Linked DNA regions of Homo sapiens: all the other regions are linked to region 1. The links are chromatin contacts, found by Hi-C or POLR2A ChIA-PET in ENCODE. All regions are on one chromosome and are shown on one strand. The core of a region is the stretch at or near the end of the contact, and the rest is flanking DNA. Distances in the headings are between cores, read along the strand shown.

Region 1 (3,527 bases), core at 616-3,115:
GTCACAGTCTTAACCGCAACCCCTGGAACCACAGCCCAAACCCGCCAGCGAGCCACGGTTCACTCTCTTCACTTTCTTGTTTTTAGAAATGTTCCTGTAGAGCAGCCTCTAGTAACACCTCAGACAAATGAAATATCATTTCTACATCCCTGATCTCTCTCTCTTGTTAACGTATTGTGTAAATGGTGGAAAATGTGGTTTTTAAAGCACATTGAGGCTGGTAAAAGCTTCAAAGCCACCGCCTGCACTTACTCTTTAGACCACTAGATGTCAGTGTGATTGCTCTATGAAGCAGCCGTAACTTGGCAAGGTGCAGCATTGCACCAGAAATCAGCTGCTGCGAGCTTCCAAGCCTCTGGACTCCAGCAGAAGCTGGGGGGAATTTGAAGCCCAATGGTAGTAAACAAATAATGGACATGACAGTCAGGCAGTGTGGATTTCAACCTTTACAATAATTTCTCAAGGGAAATGGAAACCTTTTTAGCCTTTCCTTTTTGAAACGGATGGTCAACTTTTCCACGGGGTGCCTTAAGTGCACCATAACGCCTTTGATATTCAGGATCGCCTTTAATGGTACATCATAAAACATGTGGTTTTATTGGAAAGAGCACCCTTATCCTCCTCCCCCTCACCTATCACTTATGATTAATTTCTTAAGGTATCGGACTATTTGAAGTGTGTGTATCTCACATTGCATGGGGACGTTTTACTCTACCTAAAACCTCCGGTGGCATTCCCATAGCATGGGCAGAAAATCACAGCCACAACTTCACCCTTCCGGTGATAAGCCCATCTGTTTCCCACGCAGAATTATTTGTATTTAATGAAAAAATATTTAAAATGGTGAATATTAATTATTATTTTACATTAGTACTCAAAAAGTGTATATAGTTTTATCCCCTCAACAACTCCATGAGATGAGTTCTATTATTATCCCCATGTTTAGATGAGAAAACTGAGACACAGAGAGGTTAAGTGGCTCTCCCAAAGTCACACAGCTAATAGAAGGCAGAGTCAGAGGCCCATTTCTATTAATTACTTCCCTGCAAATCAAGTTAAATGGGGGGAAAAGACCTTGTGAATTTTTCAGAAGAATCAGCAATGTATACAAGACAGCCAAAGGCTCCGAGGAAAATTTGGAGTTGCTGGTTGCTTTGAAAGGCCTCCTTGGCTGATCTGCAGCTGTTTGTCATCATTTATCCAGTTTGCCAGGATTCCTTCTGAGAAGGCATAATTCATGGCAGTATAGTCCCTTTCTTTAGTCTATGTAGAAATCTCATGTGAATCCTCACCTCCTGCCAGGTTTGGAGGAAATTGAAAGTTACTCTTTCTCATCAAAAGGATGGACACATATTTGTTAGGAACCAGGATGAAATAAACCATCTGTGCCCAGCTCTGTTGGCAATAAAACCTTGTTTCTGGTTTCACTGCAAGACGTTATTTAACGCTAGTGGCACCAGAGGTTCCAACAAGAACACATGAGAGGCCTTATCCAGTTACGAAAGAGCAAGTGACAGACACGTTCCCGGCCACATTTTTATCTGCTTATCATCCTTTTGGCTACCATGAGGCTGAGTTTTAGTGTCTCCTGTTCATCTCTTTTGCTATTTTCCAACAGAACATGCGTTTCCTTCAGTTATTCAGCTAGCACAGTCTGTGCTGCCAGAATTTGGAAGTGGTGCTTTTTTCCTGCTATAAAAAATTACACATTTATTTGAAAGAAGAAACCTAGGCATAGCTGTTACCTGACTCCTGCAGAAGAAGGCGGAAGGATGGCCTCCTTTAGTGGATCTTCCTGGGCCAGGGTCTGGGCCCTACTCACTTCTAGCTGTCGCATCTGCTCTGCATGTGGAACTCAAGAACTGCGGAGCTTTCTGATGCCTGGCAGGGTTTTGTCCCGGTCAGTGGTTGAGTGAGCCACACCTCCCTCCCCTGACCAGGCAAACTTAGACAAGAAAAGTTCTATTATGCCCTCAGGATATTGAGTAATAAGGAGGAGAAAGGGGAACTTAAAAGTGTCTGTTCAGCCTGGATACTTCTGCTAACATTCCCACCAAGCATGTGATATTTAAAAGGGTAAAACCAAAACAAGATTCTCCTGCCTGCCACCATGTTTATTCAAGAGGAAGAAGCTGTAAGTTCTTTGGACCCATAATCTTTCCACACACCCAGGAGTGTCACCTGCAATGGGGGCCAAAGGGGGATGCTTACAATTAGAAAGGTCCACTGGAGCATGTGGAATATTTGGAAGCTAATTGCACCTGAGGTCAGGAGGTAAAGTGGTGTGCTTGACCATATCAACTGAAGAGTGGTCACTCATGTGTGGAAAGCCCACTAGACTCACTCTGTCGGCTCTCTGTTAGACTATTCTTGAGGCTGGAAGAAATGGAGTATTTAGATGATAATCCATGTGAAAAGACCACCAGTGGGGCTGAGTGTAGTGGGTCATGCCTGTAATCCCGGTACTTTGGAAGGCTGAGGCAGGAGGATTGCTTGAGACCAGGAGTTCAAGACCAGTCTTGACAACATGGTGAGACCCTGTCTCTACAAAAATAAAAAAAAAATTAGCCAAGTGTGATGGTGCATGCCTGTAGCCCCAGACATTTGGGAAGCTGAGGTGGGAGGATTTCTTGAGCACAGGAGTTCAAGGCTTCAGTGAGCTATGATTGCACCACCATTGCACTCCAGCCTGGGTAACAGAGCAAGATCCTGTCTGAAGGAAAAAAAAAAAAGAAGAAAGAAAGAAAGAAAAATAAAGAGAAGGAAAGAAAGAAAGAAACTCAAAAAAGAAAAGAGAAAAAAAGAAAAGAAAAGACAAGAAAAGAAAAGAAACCCCCCAAAACAGAGGCTACCATTGGGACTAAATGAGATTTTAACAAATTGTGATTGTGAAATTAACCTCCCCCACCTTCCTTCTACTCATTCATTCATAAACATCAAACACTTACTGTGTGGGTCAAGCACTGGCCAAGACTAGAAAGATGGAGAAGACAAGGATTTTCCACTCAGTGGCTTATAATCTTACAGACGTTATGCCAGAGATGGTCACTTTCCTCCCCGTATGATTTTCCCTTCTTATAGAGTAGTAGGGTCAGCAAACTATGGCCCGCATGCCAAATCTGGCCTGTGGAATGTTTTGTACAGACCTCAGGCTAAGAATTTACATTTTTTAAGAATTGTAAGAAAAGGGAGAAGAAGCAAAAGAAGACAATGATGGTAACAATGATGATGACAACAATGATGATGACATGGCTGAGACCGTATATGGCCTGAAATATTTACTATCTAGTCCTCTGCAGAAAAAGTTTGCCAAAAGTTTAGGATGCTTATTCTATCCTAAGAGATCTCTGGCTTTTTACCTGGCCCACAGCTACACAGGATAAGGCATTTTCTAGTCCCTCTTGACATTAGATTTGGCCATGTGGTTAAGTTTTAGTCAATGGGATCTATGCAGAAGGGATCTATGTAGCTTCTTGGTGTGTCCTAAAAGAGGGCCCCATCATGCTTTCCCCTCCCAGCTGGCTGGG
Region 2 (3,527 bases), core at 587-3,086, 1.8 Mb before region 1:
TATCACTTGAGGTCAGGAGTTTGAGACCAGCCTGGCCAACATGGTGAAACTCTGTCTCTACTAAGAATGCAAAAATTAGCCAGGGGTGGTGGCAGGGCCTGTAATCCCAGCTACTCGCAAGGCTGTGGCAGAATTGCTTGAACCCAGGAGGCGGAGGTTGCAGTGAGCTGAGATCGCGCCACTGCACTCCAGTCTGGGCAATGGAGCGAGACTCTGTCTCAAAAAAAAAAAAAAAAGTCGGGTGTGGTGGCGGTCACATGTAATCCCAGCTACTTAGGAGGCTGAGGCACAAGAATCGCTTGAACCCAGGAGGTGGAGGTTCATTGAGCCGAGATTGTGCCACTGCATTCCAGCCTGGGTGACAGAGTGAGATTCTGTCTCAAAAAGAAAGAGATTCTTCTCCACCTTCTAAACGTTAAAGTGTTGAACTCCCACATTCTGTTTAAGAAGGACAATCCTGAGCACACGATTAGCCTTGTAAACTTTAGACTGACAGGCCAGGTGCAGTGGCTCACGCCTTTAATCGCAGAACTTTGGGAGGCTGAGGTGGGCAGATCACAAGGTCAGGAGATTGAGACCATCCTGGCTAACACGGTGTAAACCCTGCCTCTACTAAAAATAGAAAAAATTAGCTGGGCGTGGTGGCGGGTGCCTGTAGTCTCAAATACTAAATAGCCGGGCATGGTGGCGCACACCTGTAGTCCCAGCTGCTCGGGAGGCTGAGGCAAGAGAATCGCTTGAACCTGGGAGGCAGAGGTTGCAGTCAGCTGAGATCACGCCACTGCACTCCAGCCAAGGCAACAGAGGGAGACTCAGTCAACAACAACAACAACAACAACAAAAAGGCAGAGCGCGGTGGCACGGGGCCTGTAATCCCAGCACTTTGGGAGGCCAAGGTGGGCAGATCACCTGAGGTCAGGAGTTCAAGACCAGCCTGGCCAACATAGCAAAACCCCGTCTCTACTAAATACACAAAAATTAGCCGGGTGTGGTGGCAGGCGCCTGTAATCCCAGCTACTCAGGACACTGAGGCAAGAGAAGAGCTTGAACCTGGGTGGCAGAGGTTGCAGTGAGCCGAGATCACGCCATTGCACTCCAGCCTGGGCAACAGAGTGAGACTCTGCCTCAAAAAAAAAAAAAAAAAAAAAAAAAGCAAAGGGTGTCGCCTGTAATCCCAGCACTTTGGGAGGCCGAGGCAGGCGGATCACTTGAGGCCAGGAGTTCGAAACCAGCCTGGCCAACATGGCAAAACGTCGTGTCTACTAAAAATACAAAAAATTAGCTGCGCGTGGTGGTGGACGCCTGTAATCCCAGCTACTTGGGAGGCTGAGACAGGAGAATCGCTTGAACCCGGGAGGCGGAGGTTGCAGTGAGCCGAGATCACGCCATTGCACTCCAGCCTGGGCGACAGAGGCTCCGTCTCAAAACAAAAACAAAAACAAAAAAAAAACAAACCAAAACAAAAAACCAAAAATTAGCCGGCACCTGTAATCCCAGCTACTCGGGAGGCTGAGGCAGGAGAATCGCTTGATCCCGGGAGGCAGAGGTTGCAGTCAGCTGAGATTACGCCACTGTACTGCAGCCTGGGCGACAGAGGCTCTGGCTTAAAAAAAAAAAAAAAAAAAGGGAAAGGATGTTATAGAAACTCCAGATACTACTTCTCCCCTCCAGTGGTCTGAGTTGCGCGGCGCTTTCCCGCCTGTCCGGTAGGGCGGTGCCGCGCAGAAAGCCGCGGTCCCTCTGCGGAAGGCGCCGCTCTTGGCTTCGGCGGCGCCGCTGTAGCTTGAAGGCGGTACTTCCTCCAGCATTTGCCGCAAGTTATTGGCAAGTTCCCCTGCAGTTGTTTGGGCTGTCCCTGTGGCTGGTTCTGGGGTGTGCGGCCAGCCATGGAGCGCTCTGGGCCCAGCGAAGGTGGGTTTCATGAGGCGAGTCCGGGCGGGGTGGGCCGTGTCGGGGGAGCTGGGGCGCCGCACTAACTAGGCCGCCTCTCTTTTCCTCTTGCTCCAGTGACAGGCTCAGACGCGTCGGGACCGGACCCGCAGCTTGCGGTCACCATGGGCTTCACGGGGTTCGGTGAGTGACTGCCCCAGGCAGAGACCCTCTTCCTTGTGCAGAGGTTTGAAGATCCGCAGAGTGGGAGTGGAGATCGAGCTGTCAACTCGGAATTATTGTAGCTCGGGTGCATACCTTGCAGTTTGTCAATATTCTTCTCCCATTTGTCTTCTATTCTGCGTTATCCGTTGGAACCAACTCAGATGACAGTTATGAGAGTCTGGAGAGAGAGGAAGAGAAAGGATTTTTCTAATTTTAAGTCACCAATAATGCTAAAATGAACATTTTTGTAAATAACAGCATTTGTACGAGGATTTTTAAAAATACGTAATTCGGTAGGGTAGATTTCTAAAAGAGAGTGTAGTTTATTCAGAAATATAAATACTTAAAAAGCTGAAAAATTGGGTATGTGCCTTTTAAAGCTTCTTGATGCTTATTGCCGTAATACCCATCAAAAAACTTGTTCCAGGTTATACCAAAGTTAACAGAATTAAGAATGCCATTTTTACCATATCCCTACCAACACAGAGTAGGTATTATTATTTAAAAAGAAAATTATTTAAAAAATGAAAACAAAACTTAGTAGACTGATACATGAAAAATGATTTCTCTTTATTTTCCATTTTAAAATTATAAATGCTGTTCATCCAAACATTGGGATTCTAACTTCCCTGAACCTTTTCTCAAGGTCTTCTTGTTTTCTTTTGACCAGCGTGTATTAATTCTATGATAGTAATTAAACAGTAGACTTACACATATTGGCCTTGGGTTGTGTTCACACATACTAGTTCTGTAGTTTCTCTATTCATTCTTTTTTTTTTTGGAGACGGAGTCTCGCTCAGTCGCCCAGGCTGGAGTGCGGTGGCAAGATCTCGGCTCACTGCAATCTCTGCCTCCCGGATTCACGCCATTCTCCGGTCTCAGCCTCCCGAGTAGCTGGGACTACAGGCGCCCGCCACCTCGCCCGGCTGATTTTTTTTTTGTATTTTTAGTAGAGACAGGGTTTCACCGTGTTAGCCAGGATGATCTCGATCTCCTGACCTCGTGATCCGCCCGTCTCGGCCTCCGAAAGTGCTGGGATTACAGGCGTGAGCCACTGTGCCCAGCCTTTTCTATTCTTTTTTTATTTTTTGAGATGGAGTCTCGCTCTGTCACCCAGGCTGGAGTGTACTAGTGCGATCTTCGCTCATTGCAGCCTCCTCCTCCCAGGCTTAAGCCATCCTCCCACCTTAGTCTCCTGAGTAGCTGGGACCACAGATGTGTGCCACCACACCTGGCTAATTTTTTATACTTTTGGTAGAGACGAGGTTTCACCATGTTGCCCAGGCTGATCAATCTCCTGAGCTCAAGCAGTCCGCCCACCTGAGCCTCTCAAAGTGATTACAGGCATGAGCCACCCCACCCGGTATAAATCCTTCATTTTAGTACATCATTCCTTTACTCAGGAGTGAGAAAGTTGTCCATATGTTTGTGCC
Region 3 (3,527 bases), core at 281-2,780, 1.2 Mb after region 1:
AGTTAAAAAGAAGATTACATTCTAGGTGTGTATGTTCCACAACATGTATACAGAGAAGAGAAAAGCTAAGGAGAAAAGACATGAATCTCTTGCCTGCTGGCAAAGCTTCCCCAAACAGATATTCTTCCAAAGGCTGCATAGAAGCTGGATCATTGTAAATCTCTCCAACAAATATCTACTGAGTAACTGCTACAAGTACATCACTGTGTTAACCACTAAGGTTTTAATAATGATAAAAATATAATTTCTGCCCTGGGAAATTTTTCTCTCTTGTGTACCATTAGCAAATTAATATGTAAATTTTAAAATTGGTTTAAATCAGAGGTTGACAAACTTTTTCTGTAAAGAGCCAGAGAGTGAATGTTTCAGCTTTGTAGGCCAACTCTGCCAGTGTAGTGCAAAAACAACATTTTAGACAATACATAAACAAATGAAAGCAATGGAATCCCAATAAAACTTTATTTGTGGATGCCAAAATTGGAATTTCACATGATTTTCATGTGTCTTGAAATATTATTCTTCTTTTAATTGTTTTCAACAATTTGAAAATATAAAATTGGTCTTTAATACACAGGCTGTACAAGAGGCAGTGGGCTGAATTTGATCCTCAGGTATAGTTTGCCAACCTCTTTTTAAAATTCTTATCAGATGGGCCTAAAGCAGGTAGAACTTGCAAAAAGTTAAAGAGCATTATCAGACGAATTTAATGTTCTGGATTGTCATGGATACAAATAACCTGCCTTCTATTTCCAGTATTCTCCATGCATAAGGAAGGGCATGAACTTATAGCCTGCAAGAGCAGCTTAGAGTTTTACCAGGGAGGAGCTCTGGGAAGCATCAAGACCCCAGAGGAGGGGAGGACTCAGCCCAAGGAAGGAGAGAAGGAACCATAGAGATGAGTGGGAGGGCACGTCTGCAAAGGCAGCCGGATGTTGTGCAAACATTCAGCAAGAAGCACTCAAAGAGCGAAAGTGGGACTTCATGGAGAAAGAACAGTGTGACAATATTTTTTAAAAATTTTCCCCCTTTGTAAATTCCTAGTGCCTTCGAGTAAAGCTGTTCATGGAGCATATTTAAGACATCTAGAGCCAAGTAAATTGGAAGCACAGAAATGAATACAGAAGAAAATTTAGGACATCCTTTTTATTGAAAGGAGTTCATCAGGTTGCCACCTACCCTTCCTTTAAATTTTGCTATTCCACTTTATGCTGAAATAAGCTCATTTTGGCAAAAGACTTGCTAAAGACTTGATGCTTTGTATATTAATGTTTTGTATTTGCTTTGTTTTTATATAAAGAGCCTTCAAAAACTATTGTAAAAATTAAAAATATATGCAATAGATCTCCACAGTAACAGTGCACAAACATGCACCCTGCCCCACACCATCCGCCAAGTACGATTATATGATTGCTTAAATGAGCTAACTCAGAAGAAAAAGGAAGTCTGAGACACACACATTTCTACGCTTTGTATTCAGAGATGATGTGTCTCCTGGTGTATATTCCCCCTGCATCCTTCTCATGCTTTCAACGTCATGAAGGTATAAAAGTGTACTCCCTATCACCAGGGTAGCAGCCGTGACCTACATTTTCTTCATGTTCTGATGCTGTTTGTGGCTTCCTCTTCCCTTCAGGCAGCGCATGATGTCTTTGTTCAAAGCACTCTTTCCAATAGCTGATGACTTAGTGTCAGGCAAGTCCACAGCTGTTTCAATCATTCTGTCCACACAGACACCAAACAACAGGAATTAGGTATGCATGGAAACCAACCTAAGATAAGAGTAGTCTGCTCTGGGGAAAAAATAGAAAGTCATTTCACGATATACAGGCAACATTTTGTGTGATTTATTTGACATCAACTGGATGACTAATCGCTGTGGATTTCTTTTCACTCAGATCACATGATTCTTCTCTAGGGTCTCAATCAACTATTTCCATTTTGCTTAACGTAAAAAAATCAGAAGCCTCCAACAGTCAACAGTACCATTTTTAAAGTAAATTTTGTACACCTCCCCCACTCCCCAATCATGCCCTTTTTAATTACTGCTTTCGCTCTCATTAAAAGAATATAAGTTTAAAATTTCGAATGTGGATGTCAAGTTTTGCTGTTATCTTTAGTGTTGTTTTCTATATGAATGAGCCTAGCTTTCACACTATGGACACAGCCTGTTTAGACAAGAGCAGTGCTTATGTAATCATAGCTTCCCAAACCACAGCAACAGCACAAATTTGGCAGCTAGAAGGAAGGAAGTGAGGGTGGGGAAGGGAAAAGGAAAGAAAGGGAGTTTCTGTTTCAATCAAAGATATATTTGGCTCATATTTCCACCTCTTTTAACTGAGATTCCAACTCTACAGGAGGTCCTCTCCACTCATCCCTCCATGCCTGACCTGAGGAGCAGCTTGGCTTTTCCCTCGCTAAGGGAAAAACCTTTAGTACCTTCCTTCTCTACAAACATTAGAAACAGCTTAATCAAGTTGTCCTCAGGCAACAAGGATACTTCAGGCTTTCCAGGTATGACACAGCCTCTTCCCCTCCTATCTGCTAGCCAGCTAACAGCTCTTCCACTACTAGTGCTCTGCCAGTGTGCGTGACTGCCAAAGGCATCTCACTGGCCAAGTGGAAGGAAGCTTTCCTTCCAAGTCAAACATCCAGTCTTCAATGAATAAGCCCTATGTGCTGAAACATGCCTCTTTTCCCCAGTCACCTTACTCTTTAGGAAACTGTGGTAGGCAAGTAAAGACTCCCCAAAATACTTATATTCATATCCTACTCCCTGGAACCTATGAATATGTTGGGTTACATGGAAAAAGGGAACCAAGATGGAATTGAGGTTTCTAATAAGCTGACTTTAGAATAGAGAGATCATCCTCCATTATCTGAGTGGGCACAACATAATCACAAGGGTTCTTAAAAGTGGAAGAGAAAGACAGAAGAGAAGATCAAAGTGATACCATGTGAACAGAACTCAACCAGCCATTGCTGGCTTTGAAGATGGAGAAAGGGGACCATGAGGAAAGGAATGTGGGCAGCCTCTAAAAGTTGGAAAAAGCAAAGAAGAGGATTCTCCCCTAGAGCTTCCAGAAATGTACACAGCCCTGCTGATGCTTTGAGTTTAGCCCAGTAAGACCTGTATCAGACTTCCTACCTGCAGAACTGTAAGACTATAAATTTGTGTTGCTTTAGCTACTAAGTTTGTGGTAATTGTTATAGTAGCAATTAAAAACTAATACAAAAACCATTGGTTCAAGGCAAGTCCATACTGCTTGGGAAGCCACCTTCCATTTATCAAAGACTCTCCATTGAGGCCCAGGTGCACAGCTCATTCCATCTGGGCATGTGGTTCCAAGTCTCTCCATTGTACCCTGGAGATTGACACCAGACCACATCTGCACTGCCATTGCTTACATTTTTCTTTCATGTTGGTCTTCCCTAGAAATTTAAAGAATTACAGATCAAGAAAAGCTGGATGCAGTGTTGCACACCTGCAGTCCCAGCTACTTGGGACTTGGGAGGCTGAGGTGGGAGGA

The links. A loop is a pair of places that touch in the nucleus more often than their neighbours do. ChIA-PET counts read pairs that join two places held with the same protein, here RNA polymerase II (POLR2A). Pooled maps may share reads with other maps.
Region 2: POLR2A ChIA-PET joins it to region 1 with 10 read pairs in activated naive CD4-positive, alpha-beta T cell. The contact joins the promoter of WDR70 here to the promoter of FYB1 in region 1. POLR2A ChIA-PET finds 5 or more read pairs at or near these places in 2 of 52 experiments (activated CD4-positive, alpha-beta T cell and activated naive CD4-positive, alpha-beta T cell).
Region 3: a map of CD4-positive, alpha-beta T cell shows a loop between it and region 1 (4-fold over the local background). The contact joins the enhancer-like site here to the promoter of FYB1 in region 1. A Hi-C loop is called at or near these places in 2 of 168 maps with a recorded cell type or tissue (CD4-positive, alpha-beta T cell and naive thymus-derived CD4-positive, alpha-beta T cell) and 9 of 50 pooled maps. POLR2A ChIA-PET finds 5 or more read pairs at or near these places in 1 of 52 experiments (activated T-cell).

Annotation. Positions count from the first base shown.
Region 1 is chr5:39,217,698-39,221,224 of GRCh38, forward strand. FYB1 (FYN binding protein 1) reads right to left here and starts at 1,866. Exons shown (of 19, transcript NM_001465.6): 1 at 1,746-1,866. RefSeq lists an enhancer at 2,942-3,443.
Region 2 is chr5:37,377,482-37,381,008 of GRCh38, forward strand. It overlaps WDR70 (WD repeat domain 70), which reads left to right and starts at 1,837. Exons shown (of 18, transcript NM_018034.4): 1 at 1,837-1,911; 2 at 2,008-2,073. The coding sequence starts at 1,887.
Region 3 is chr5:40,408,886-40,412,412 of GRCh38, forward strand. No RefSeq gene overlaps it. Among named protein-coding and RNA genes, the nearest start is that of LINC00604, 170 kb to the left of the region's middle. Within about 2 kb of position 1,531, at least 13 of the 41 ENCODE cell types and tissues checked have a DNase peak (open chromatin) inside an H3K27ac peak, as active enhancers do; they include CD4-positive, alpha-beta T cell, where a contact is called at or near this core.